Linked DNA regions of Homo sapiens: all the other regions are linked to region 1. Evidence: chromatin contacts called from ENCODE Hi-C or POLR2A ChIA-PET data. All regions are on one chromosome and are shown on one strand. The core of a region is the stretch at or near the end of the contact, and the rest is flanking DNA. Distances in the headings are between cores, read along the strand shown.

Region 1 (2,720 bases), core at 166-2,665:
ATGAAGCATTTATACAATGAAATACACAGCAGTGAAAACAAATAACCTCTAGCTAAATACAACAGCATGAATGAATCATGAATCACACACAGTTTGAAAGAAGTCAATATCAGAAGGATACATATAGTATAATGCTTGTACAAACTATAGAAATATGCAAAACAATAAGTTTACATATATGTGTAGTGAAAGTATTAAGAAATGCATGGAAATAGTAGTCACCAAATTCAGACCACTAGTTGCCTCTAGAGAGCAGAATGTGATCAAAGAGGACTAAGTAGGGACTTAAACTTGTATCAATATTGTTTTCATTCTTAATCTGTAGTCAATATGTGGGGGTTTGTAATATTTTTATTTACACATTTGTGTTTGTCTTAAATATTTTACAATACCTTTTTTTTTTTTTTTTTTTTTTGAGATGGAGTCTCACTCTGTGGTCCAGGCTGGAGTGCAGTGGCGCAATTTCAGCTCATTGCAACCTCCGCCTCCCGGGTTCCAATTCTCTTGCCTCAGCGTCCCGAGTAGCTAGGACTACAGATGTGTGCCACCATGCCCAGCTAATTTTTGTATTTTTAGTAGAGATGGGGTTTCACTGCTGGCCAGGCTGGTCTTGAACTCCTGACCTTGTGATGACCTTGTGATCTGCCTGCCTCAGCCTCCCAAAGCGCTGGGATTACAGGCGTGAACCACTGCCTTTGTCTACAATACCTTTTTAAAAAGAAAATGACAAAGGCAACCATTCATTCTGCAAACATTGACTAAAGGCAAGCAACATGCCAGACATTGTGACTGGGTGTTGAAATGTTGCAGTGAACCCTCTGATGCACTGGAGAAGATGGAAGAAGTGTGTTTAGTACTAGAAAGCATAGGGAGCTGTGGAAGTGTGTGCCAAGGAGTCCTAATGTAGTTCAGGTGACTTAGGAAAGCCTCCAAGAGACAATGAAGCTTAAGCTGAGACTGGAGAACGAAAAGTTGTACTTATCAGCAAAGAAAGGAACAGTTCAGATTGATCCCATTCAAAATTTCCGTGTCTGAAACTAAACATTAGCGCAAGGAAGGCAGAAAGGACAAGCCAGATCACACACCACAGGATCTCCTGTCCATTCCTTGCTAACATTTAGACTTCATTATGCACTGCCTGTAGCTCACATGGTGCCACATGCCAGCAAGTACCAAGTAGGGTGGGAAGGGGAGTGAAGGGAAGTGGGTATTCAAAAACATTTCAGTGACTTCACATTCTCCTGAGATCCAGAACAGTTCCCATATTCTCTCCTAATACAGAAGCAATTTCAGACACTGAGCATAGGGAGGCAGGGTATGAGTGTGAGCTGGCTGAGCCTTTCCCTCCCATTCCTGTGAAGGAATTACTCTGGCAGATTTCCACATTGTAGGTATTTTACCATTTGTCATAGGCAAGTTACACAACTCAGTTAGTGATTAAATTACCAACAGAGCTGCTATTTGAGTAAGGAAGGTTCAAGGTTGTTTCTTGCTCCTGCACTTTGTTTTAAATGCAATTGGATTAATTCTTTCTTAACCTCCTTGTTTAGAGGAAGAAAACAAAAATCCTGTCTGGTCTCCAATAGATAGGGTAAAAAGCGGCATTTTAACTAACTCATCAACCACTAGGATCCCTGTGTCTAACCTTGGTCCTTTGTTTAGATTTATAAAGTATGAGATCATTGTCAGTTTCATTTATCTCTGTTATTAAATGTACTGGGCCTCCTTCAAATGACATTATATCTCCTTATCTGATTCAAATAAATGTCTTACTCATGGCTAGAATGTAGATGGTGAAATCTCATTGTTAACTCAATAATTGAAATAATCTCATTGTTTTGCTTTCCTAATAGAATCTTAAATTGATTGCTCATGCCTGGAATTTCACTTAGTTTCACCAAACTTTTCTTAAAACTGCTGCTCTTATGCATTCTTTTTGTCTCAATGTTTCTACAAGGATGGAGCATTCTTGCTCTAAAGATAAATGCTTTTAACTAGCATTTCTCTTGGTCTGTTTATCTTATAAAAAATAAAAGTAATCACTCAATATTTGTGTTTGTTTCTATTAGTTATGATTAAATATACTGGTGGTATAGTTGCTAAAGGCACAGGCTGTAAAATAAGCACTAGGTTTGGATCCAAGCTCTGTGACCTTATAGTGACTTAACCACTGTTTTCTCATTTATACAATTGAGATAATAATGGCTATCCCATAAGAGTGTTGTGGGAATTCATAGAGATTATTTTGGGTATGTTACCTAAGCTGGGTGGCTCGTAGTAACCATTCAGATTTTAGCAAATAAAATACTGTACTCTGTATTCAGCTTGACTAGAAATGTGGTTTATCACTTAAAGGTTTGAATTGACCTTCTGAATTGTGACTCGTGAAAGGGATTTTCTTCCTGTCTTATACCATTCTGTACTTAGAGTGTTTGCATCTGAATCGTTAGTATTCCCTATCTTATGTATATAAACTATCCTCTAAATTAATTTTGTTTGATTTGGTTTTATTTTCCTGGTGATTTTCCCAGCTGCCCCAACTGCGACTCTTGGTATAGAAGAGGCAGTAGACTGCACTTCACCTTCTTCAGGTGAATGTCCCAAACAGAGCATTTGAGGTCCCCAGCTACAGCAGTCAGTGCTGCCTGGTAACTAAAAGCAGCAGCCTGCATGGCTGGAGGGAGTCAAGATAATGGAATTGGATTGTCACCCACAGTCAG
Region 2 (2,720 bases), core at 108-2,607, 500 kb after region 1:
TTACCAGGACTTTGTGACTACAGGGCCCAACAAAGAAGGCCCAGGGTGGGGAAGCAACCAGATGGTGGCTCAGTCACAGCACTAAGCAGGAATGGTTTTGTTTACCTAGCACTTACCAAGCACCACACATGGCAACATCTAATCCTTGCAACCACCATATGGATGAGGTCTAGTATTATTCACATTTTAGAGATATGGAACCTGAGACCCAGAGTGGTTACACAGTTTGTCTAAGGACACAGAGCTGGTCAGTGGTGTACTATTCTATCTTGCCTCTAAAAGGATGTTCCAATACCCTTTTACCTTTCTAGGCAGTGGCAAATGTATATCACTACCAAGTCACTCCAGTGGTTGGTATTATGGTTCATAAATACCTTCTATACTGACAGAAGCAAAGAGCATGCAATTCACCCTTTAGAAATGGTCAGTCTGCTCTGGGCTATCCTTCTTCTACAGATCTCACAGTTGCCCACTAGCATCAGACTGAGGTTCAGAGGCAAGAGCAATGTCCTGAAAGATCACTTTGACCATAGCTTTGTCTTATGATTAGCAATCTCAAATTTATATGCTTTCAGGTAAGCCTCTTGAGAGCATCTACCTTAATACAATAGAACTCAACTCTCCAGGAGCAACCCAAGCGGACAAGGGGCACTAAATGCCTGATCTGTGGCTCCTCAGAAGACTGAAACAGTTAATGCACCTTCAACAACCCAACTGAAGCTAAGCTCTATCTGAGTACTCTAAAACTTGGGAACATTATCTCCTTTGGGTTTCTATACTTTGATGTAGGTATAGTCTAGTTTCTACTGACCATTGTATATGAAGATTTGTTAAAGATCCGTGCCAACAAGTATCTATTTTCAAGTATATGCTTCTGAAGAAGAGAAATTACATGTGTTTACTTTATCTTATCACGGTCCATCTAAGAATCATTAAAGAATAATTATGACAGATAGAAATTAATAATGATGATGATGACAAAACCCCTGCCATGTGCCAGACATCATGCCAAGCATTCTGTGTGCATTGTCTTATTCGGTTCTCATACCAGCCTAATTATTCCTTTCACAGAGATGAGAAAACTGAGGCATTAGAGAAGTTAGGTCACATGGCCAAGGTCAGACAGCTGGAAATGGGCAGAGTCCAGACAGGAACTCCCACGGTCTGTCTCCAGAGCCCAAGCACTTAACCACTAACCACATGATCAATAAGTCATTGTGATGACGATGATGACAATGACGACGATGATGATGCTGACGATGATAAAGGTGAGATGTTGTGGGCAGCTGGGCAGGTGAATCACCGGAAGGAAGAACTTGCCCTGAGTCAGAAAGAAAATGAAACTGGGAACAGCCTTCTGATTCTAGCCTGGAGTATTTACCACCAACCCATGCAACCAGCTGGCATCTAGTATAGAAGTAACACTTCATATTCTCTCTGAACCACAGGGTTCGATCCTGACGATAAACACCAGGGGGGGAGAGTAGCTCTTTGATACAAATCACAGGGCACTGCAATTCTGAGTCCTTACCCAGAAGCTGCAATGAAAGTACAATTTAATAAATCAAAGGAGGGCGAGGAAAGCCTTCATATGCTTCCTCTGCACCAAGATGTGATTTTGCAATAAATTCTGTTCACTGCTGAGCCAGTTCAGTTTACATGTCCCTACAGAATTAACAGAGAATACACAGAGTCATCTGGATTCCCAGAATTTTTCTATGAGTACCTTTATTACCATTATCCAAGCCATACTGAGAAAACAGAGAGGCTTGTTTTTCAAATGTAGATATTAAAGACATAAGTAAAGCAAAAATTTGACAAAACAATCTAACTTTTCCCTTTCACACACAGCTGCATTAGAGCTTAGCCATACCACACTTTGGATCAAAATCTGGACAAAATAAAGATGCTGGGGAAATAGGTTCATAAGGAAATTTGTTTAAAACTGATGCTCCTCTCTAAACTGCACCATCTTTACCCAAATGCACATCCAAACTCTATGATCCCCTGAGGTTTTCTCCAAGTCTCCTCCCACCTGGCTGTTCCCCTGATGTACCAATGTGGAGACACACTGAATAAGGCAATGTGTCAACATCTTAAAACAACAGGCTGGTTCTACACCATCGAATATCATCTCATCTCCTCTGCATGACAAAGTGGGTCCACCATCACTAGAATCAAAACAGCTTGCTCTTTTGAATTGTGTCTGTCAGTGGCGACAGATTTGTAGTAATCTACTGCTTAGGTTCAAAGTCCAACTTTACTGTTTATTGGCTAACATGCACATCAGTTATCATCCCTAGACCTCAGTCTTGCCATCTGAAAAAGGGGGATAGTAACACTCTCCACCACTTAGGATTGTTGTAATAATTAAATGGAATCATAGATATACAATATTCAACACAGCACTGAATGTAAATTCTATGGCCTATTGAACATTCTATAAGGATTAACTTTCATCTTCATCACTGTCATTTTCCTCCTTCCTTCTCTTCCCACTTTGTGTTTAAAAAAACAAAACAAAAAGCCTCTTCTGGTGATGGAAATGTATCCCCTATGGGATAAATGGCTAAGGATGGGAAATGTCATTTGAGGGACCCTGTGGCATTGGTCTTGTTGGCAATGTAATATAACCAACTGAAACTAATTAAGAGATGAAGGGAAAGGAAAGGAGACAATCTAAGGTCAACGTTTAAATCAATGGTTCTTAATCTTTTTTA
Region 3 (2,720 bases), core at 82-2,581, 460 kb after region 1:
TTTCTAGGAATCTGCAAGTCTTTGAGAGTCCTTTTCACTCTCTAAAGACTAATGACTTCTGTTGCTAGGAGGAAGGGATCAAGGGTAGCTCTTGGTAGGACACTAGTACAAAGCCACACTGCACTTGCTATGAGGAATTTTAGCAAGCTTTCTTAAGGAATCCTGATCAGTACAAAGAAGACATTCTCAAAGCACTGGCTCTCATATTCCTCTTCCAACCCAAAGTCCTCCAATGTATTAAGAGTACAAAAAAATAAACTCGAAGTAATTCAAAAAAAGTCTCTGGTTTTGCTTAATTCTCAGCCTTTTTTTTTGAGACTGAGTCTTGCTCTGTCATTCAGGCTGGAGTTCAGTGGTGTGATCTTGGCTCACTGCAACCTCCGCTTCCTGGGTTCAAGGGATTCTCCTGCCTCAGCCTCCTGAGTAGCAGGGCTATAGGTGCACACCACCACACCCGGCTAATTTTTGTATTTTTTATTTTTGGGGATGGAGTTTCGTTCTTGTTGCCCAGGCTGGAGTGCAATGACGCAGTCCTGGCTCACTGCAACCTCCGCCTCCCGGGTTCAAGCAGTTCTCCTGCCTCAGCCTCCCAAGTAGCTGGGATTACAGGTGTGCACCACCACACCTGACTAATTTTTTTGTATTTTTAGTAGAGAAAGGGTTTCACTATTTGGCGAGGCTGGTCTCGAACTCCTGACTTCAGGTGATCGCTCACCTTGACCTCCCAAAGTGCTGGGATTACAGGTGTGAGCCACCACACCCAGCCTAATTTTTGTATTTTCAGTAGAGATGGGGTTTCACCATGTTGGCCTGGCTGCTCTCGACCTCCTGACCTCAGGTGATCCACCTGCCTCGGCCTCCCAAAGGGCTGGGATTATAGGCATGAGCCACCGCACCTGACCAGCCATATTTTCCATAACCAAAACATACTACTCCACTTTTGAGAGCCTTGGACAGATAAACCAAATCTTACACAGTACCTGGCACATAATAAGCATCCAATGAATGTATAATAAAGAAATAGTTAATGAAAGGTTCACTCGGCCCAGCCATCTCAGGGGAAGGTTTTGGAGCACAGGTGCCATGTTTATTTTATACTCTTGGCTAGCCCAGACACTACCAGTACCAAGAATTGATGAAGTTGTGGGCATGTTCACAAAAGAGAAGATGAAGCTCCCCCTTCAAAGGGGTCTAGAGCCCTGGTGATTCCGTAATTGAGAGATTCAAACTTATTTAACTCGTAGGGAGAATCATGGATATCATTCTCAACTTTCAATTAGATGTTACACTGTGGTCATCTTGCAGCTCTGGTTGGATCTCAGATTAGATTCCAGTCTGTCTGTAATGTCCTCCTGGCAGAGGCAGCTGCCCTCGTGACTTTCAGCTGCTAGTTATTACTTTTTCATGACATTTCTCAAATGTTCATGATTATTTTCTCTATCCCCAGGAAAATCAAGGAAGAGAACAAGACAAATATCTTGTGTGAAGGCCACTAAGAAAAGTGATAAAAACAAGATCCTTTCATAACCACTCTTTTGCTTAACACAACTGAGCTAAAGTGCTTCTTTTTTAGATTAGCAAACCAGTCTAAAATGTCATATTTCTTTTCATTAGTGTCATCTTACATAATAATCTGTCATCTTTGAAATCTCTCTGCCCCTTCTGTTCCCCCATATCAAGTTGGTTAAAAGTCCTGTTGATTCTCTCTGTATACTCACTATGAGTGTGTCCTTTTTTCCTGACTTCAGAGCACCTATTTAGTTCAGTCTTTGATAGGGTTTGCCTTGCCTGATCTATTACAACCAACTTCCTCCTCCATGTCTTTCCATAATCAAACACATGCTCCAAATTGGAGCCAACAATATGCTCCTAATGCTAGAATCTGATATTGTTACATCTGTATTAGATATACTTTTTTAAAAAAGCTAACAGCAGCCATTATTTCAGGAAAGCACTTCTCCATCTTCCTATCAATAATCCTGCTCAGTCCACTGGGTTTCAGGGACTAACCCCGTCCCCACCCCAACTGTCCACCCCATCCCCCACATCCCCCAACATACGCACAGGATCCAGGCCATCTGCCATGGGCCATGTGACTGGTCTGAGATTGAGAAACGAATCATGTGAATGGCCCCATACTGACCAAGCAAAGTCCTCGCTGGAGCCTTCTGCCAACATGGTCAAGAAAGGCACTTTCTTCTCAGTGACCACAGGCTCCAAGGACTGCAGAGGCTGAACCTGTCTGGGACACTCCCACAGAGAACAAAGCCACACCAAGCCCAGAAGAGGTCAGAGAACATGAGAAGCCAGAAGAAGGAAGGGGCAAAGGATCTAGCAAAAGTAAAGACATCATTGGCATCCCTGACTCTGCCATGCTTCTGTCTTGGATTTACCAGTTATATGAGCAAATAGATGCTTTTTTTTTCCTTGTAAACTATTCTGAATTGTCTTCTTGACACTTTTGTGTGCAAAAGCATTATAATGGATATAATCCCACTATTGAGAACTTTTAATAGTTTCTTACTTCCTATAGAAAAAACCCCAAACACCTTGGCTCAGTATTCAAGTTCCTCAACAAAAAAGACCACCTTAGCTATTCAGCTTTAAAACTCTCCTGTCCCAGCCTCAAGTTAAGTCTTTCAGAAATATTAAAATAATAATCATAGAATCAATACCCTTTGCTGTAGCCACCATAGACCCTTTGTTCAGAATACTTCATG
Region 4 (2,720 bases), core at 113-2,612, 290 kb after region 1:
GAGCAAAGGCTTAAGGACAGTGCTTGAGGCTTTGAGAACGATAAAAGGGAATGCAGACTCAGACGCCCACATGCAGTTCTGGGGTAATCCCTCCCACTCCTGCTGACCCAGAAGGCCAAGGGTTGAGTGTGACCTGGGAGAGACCCTCATGTTCTGTGCCTTGTTCCCCCTTTTGTCTACCTGTACCTGATGGATATCTCTGCTATGCTGAATGCAGGGGCTGGGCACACACAATGGCAGCCCCTGTGGACGTGACTACAGTCAAGGGCTGGTCCCCAGGAACTCATCTCTGCTCTGGCCTGGAATGTGTTTACAGATGCAGCCAGGACCCACGGAATCAGGTGCAGCACCCACTGCCCAGACAAAAGTGAGGAAAAACTGTCACTGTGAACTATGAGAGCATCAGGGCCTTTTTCGAAGATGGATACAATGATGATGATGGTTTTAATAATAAAAATATTAATTTAGTGAATGCTTAATACATGTTGAGTACCATTTTAAACATGTGATGTGTATGATCTCTTAAAGCCACTTCCAGGTCCTGGGCTGGGTCTTTTGCAGGCACAATCTCATTTACAGTGGTAACAACTCAACATGGAGCTGATTACACTAGTCCACTCTTCACAATGTCTCCGGAAGTCCTGCTGCTGCTATTTTATTTTGGGAAAAGACACAGAAACCAACACACACAGACGCACACACACTTTTTTTCTTACCCATTGTATTGAGATTTTCCCTCGGGAGGAGCTTTGAAAATGCCAGTTATTTATGTGCTCCCCTTGCCCCCGCCCCCCGCCCATATCTTTGTGAGGGGATGAGAAACTCACCGTTATCGAAGACCGTGCCTGCTGTGAACGAAAGTTCTGAGTCATGTTCAGCTTTGCAGGCATACAAGGCTTTTGCCTTCCGGAACGGTGTGCTGTGTGAAAACAGGAGTTTATTTAACATTTTTGAAAAAACCCTTAGAAAGCCCCAGACATTTCATCTCTCTTCTTCCCTTTCCCTGTAAGCTACCTAGTCCCCTCTCGTGGGAAGTGCCTGGCAAGGCAGCCAGATGGCAAGACATGAGGTGGGAAAGCTGCAAAGATCACAGGAGAAAAATGAGAAATATTCAGAGAAAAGCCATAAGCTTCAAGAAACTACACTTTTTGTGGGGTCACCTTGTGCCATGTTAAAACTTTACCTGGGAGTTACAACAGCCAAACAGCGGGAGGGCAGGCTGGGCCCCATTTTTGGAGCAGGAGTGCCTTGGGGGAAGGGAGGGAAGCAGGGGCAGGAAAGAAGTTCCAAGCTGCTCTGGGGAACACACTCCCAACAGAACCTGTTGAAAGCTGGCAATGCTCAGTGAGTCAAAAAGAAGAAATTCCAGCAAAGCCAAGTTTCAGTTCCAGGCCACGGGCGGACATGAGCTCTCCCAGATGTTCCTGATTTCTTACTAGACTGGGTCTTGCTGGTGAGACAGGATTCCAGAGCTGGAGCTCTCCAACCCCCAGGGGAGGGAATAGACAAGGTGCATGAGGGCAATTACACATGTGTGTGCATGAGCACACACGTGCACCTGTATGGGGAGTGTGGGGAGGAGGAAGAAGGGAGAGGGGACATGAGGCATTTTTTTTGGTTTGTTTTTGCTTTTCTCATGTCCGTTGAATGTTTACAATCACTCTCACTGTGCATCCGAAACACCTGGGGAGCATTTAGAAAATGCAGATGTCTAGGTTCTACCCAGATATGCAGATATTATACAGGCATCAGTAGTTTTTGTTTGTTTGTTTAGACGGAGTCTTGCTCTGTCGCCCAGGCTGGAGTGCAGTGGTGCGATCTCGGCTCACTGCAAGCTCCGCCTCCTGGGTTCACGCCATTCTCCTGCCTCAGCCTCCCGAGTAGCTGGGACTACAGGCGCCTGCTACCAAGCCTGGCTAATTTATTGTATTTTTAGTAGAGACAGGGTTTCACCGTGTTAGCCAGGATGGTCTCAATCTCCTGACCTCGTGATCCGCCTGCCTCAGCCTCCCAAAGTGCTGGGATTACAGGCGTGAGCCACCGCGCCCGGCCAGGCATCAGTATTTTAAAAAAGCTCTCCAAGTAATTCCAACGTGCAGTGAGGGTTGAGAACCACTGTTCTAGAGCAGAAGGTGGCAAACTTTCTCTGCAAAGGGCCGGGTGGTAAATATTTCAGGCTTTGTGAGCCACATGGTCTCCATCGTGCAGAGTGATCAGAGTAAATGGTTATCTCGAATTTATTGCTGGGCCATAGTTTACTGTTGTTCCCTCTGGTTTTCTAGGAGCCAAGAGATGATGGCCAGGTGGGAAAACATTGGGAAAGTGGGGGAAAATGAAGTGGGACCCCTGGGAACAAAGGAAAGAAGAGTCCTTAGTATTCACCAGCTCCAACAGGAAAACAGCTCTTCCTGGCTAATTATGATGACAGAATAAAGTTCAGGACAAGGGGCACTGCCTGTGAGCCAAAGAAACCGAGTCTATGTATTGGCCAGCAAGGACCAAACATCCTATGTGCAACTTTCCAGGGAGGAATATAAGAGGCATTTTTTTTTTTTTTTTTTCTTGAGAGGCTGGGAAGCAGACAGGAGGAGTGACTTGGCTGTGAAAAGTGCTAAAACAGATAAAAGACTATACTGACAGGCAAATGGAGCCTGTTATGACACTGACATTGAAGGTGAAAGGAGAATCCAGTTCACATTAGCCAGGGTCTCAGAGACCAG

What was found. Hi-C counts contacts between places; a loop is a spot of excess contacts on that map. ChIA-PET counts read pairs that join two places held with the same protein, here RNA polymerase II (POLR2A). Pooled maps may share reads with other maps.
Region 2: a loop to region 1 is called in a map of mammary epithelial cell, with 2.7 times the contacts of the local background. The contact joins two enhancer-like sites. A Hi-C loop is called at or near these places in 2 of 168 maps with a recorded cell type or tissue (MCF 10A and mammary epithelial cell), 17 of 37 single-sample maps with no recorded cell type and 7 of 50 pooled maps.
Region 3: a map of heart right ventricle shows a loop between it and region 1 (2.2-fold over the local background). The contact joins two enhancer-like sites. A Hi-C loop is called at or near these places in 2 of 168 maps with a recorded cell type or tissue (IMR-90 and heart right ventricle) and 2 of 50 pooled maps.
Region 4: a map of A673 shows a loop between it and region 1 (1.9-fold over the local background). The contact joins two enhancer-like sites. A Hi-C loop is called at or near these places in 1 of 168 maps with a recorded cell type or tissue (A673), 2 of 37 single-sample maps with no recorded cell type and 2 of 50 pooled maps. POLR2A ChIA-PET finds 5 or more read pairs at or near these places in 2 of 52 experiments (MCF 10A and activated CD4-positive, alpha-beta T cell).

Annotation. Positions count from the first base shown.
Region 1 is chr5:143,506,071-143,508,790 of GRCh38, reverse strand. No RefSeq gene overlaps it. Among named protein-coding and RNA genes, the nearest start is that of NR3C1, 100 kb to the right of the region's middle. RefSeq lists an enhancer at 1,273-1,567. Within about 2 kb of position 1,415, at least 7 of the 41 ENCODE cell types and tissues checked have a DNase peak (open chromatin) inside an H3K27ac peak, as active enhancers do; they include mammary epithelial cell, where a contact is called at or near this core.
Region 2 is chr5:143,007,833-143,010,552 of GRCh38, reverse strand. All of the region lies in intron 11 of ARHGAP26 (Rho GTPase activating protein 26), which reads right to left. Among named protein-coding and RNA genes, the nearest start is that of ARHGAP26-AS1, 140 kb to the right of the region's middle. RefSeq lists an enhancer at 599-1,798. Within about 2 kb of position 1,357, at least 8 of the 41 ENCODE cell types and tissues checked have a DNase peak (open chromatin) inside an H3K27ac peak, as active enhancers do; they include mammary epithelial cell, where a contact is called at or near this core.
Region 3 is chr5:143,043,898-143,046,617 of GRCh38, reverse strand. The region is part of intron 14 of ARHGAP26 (Rho GTPase activating protein 26); the gene reads right to left. Among named protein-coding and RNA genes, the nearest start is that of ARHGAP26-IT1, 150 kb to the left of the region's middle. Within about 2 kb of position 1,331, at least 3 of the 41 ENCODE cell types and tissues checked have a DNase peak (open chromatin) inside an H3K27ac peak, as active enhancers do.
Region 4 is chr5:143,212,196-143,214,915 of GRCh38, reverse strand. It overlaps ARHGAP26 (Rho GTPase activating protein 26), which reads right to left. Exons shown (of 23, transcript NM_001135608.3): 22 at 828-919. LOC124901099 (a long non-coding RNA gene) reads left to right here. Exons shown (of 2, transcript XR_007058981.1): 2 at 317-479. Among named protein-coding and RNA genes, the nearest start is that of ARHGAP26-IT1, 21 kb to the right of the region's middle. RefSeq lists enhancers at 1-503, 1,083-1,132. Within about 2 kb of position 1,362, at least 6 of the 41 ENCODE cell types and tissues checked have a DNase peak (open chromatin) inside an H3K27ac peak, as active enhancers do.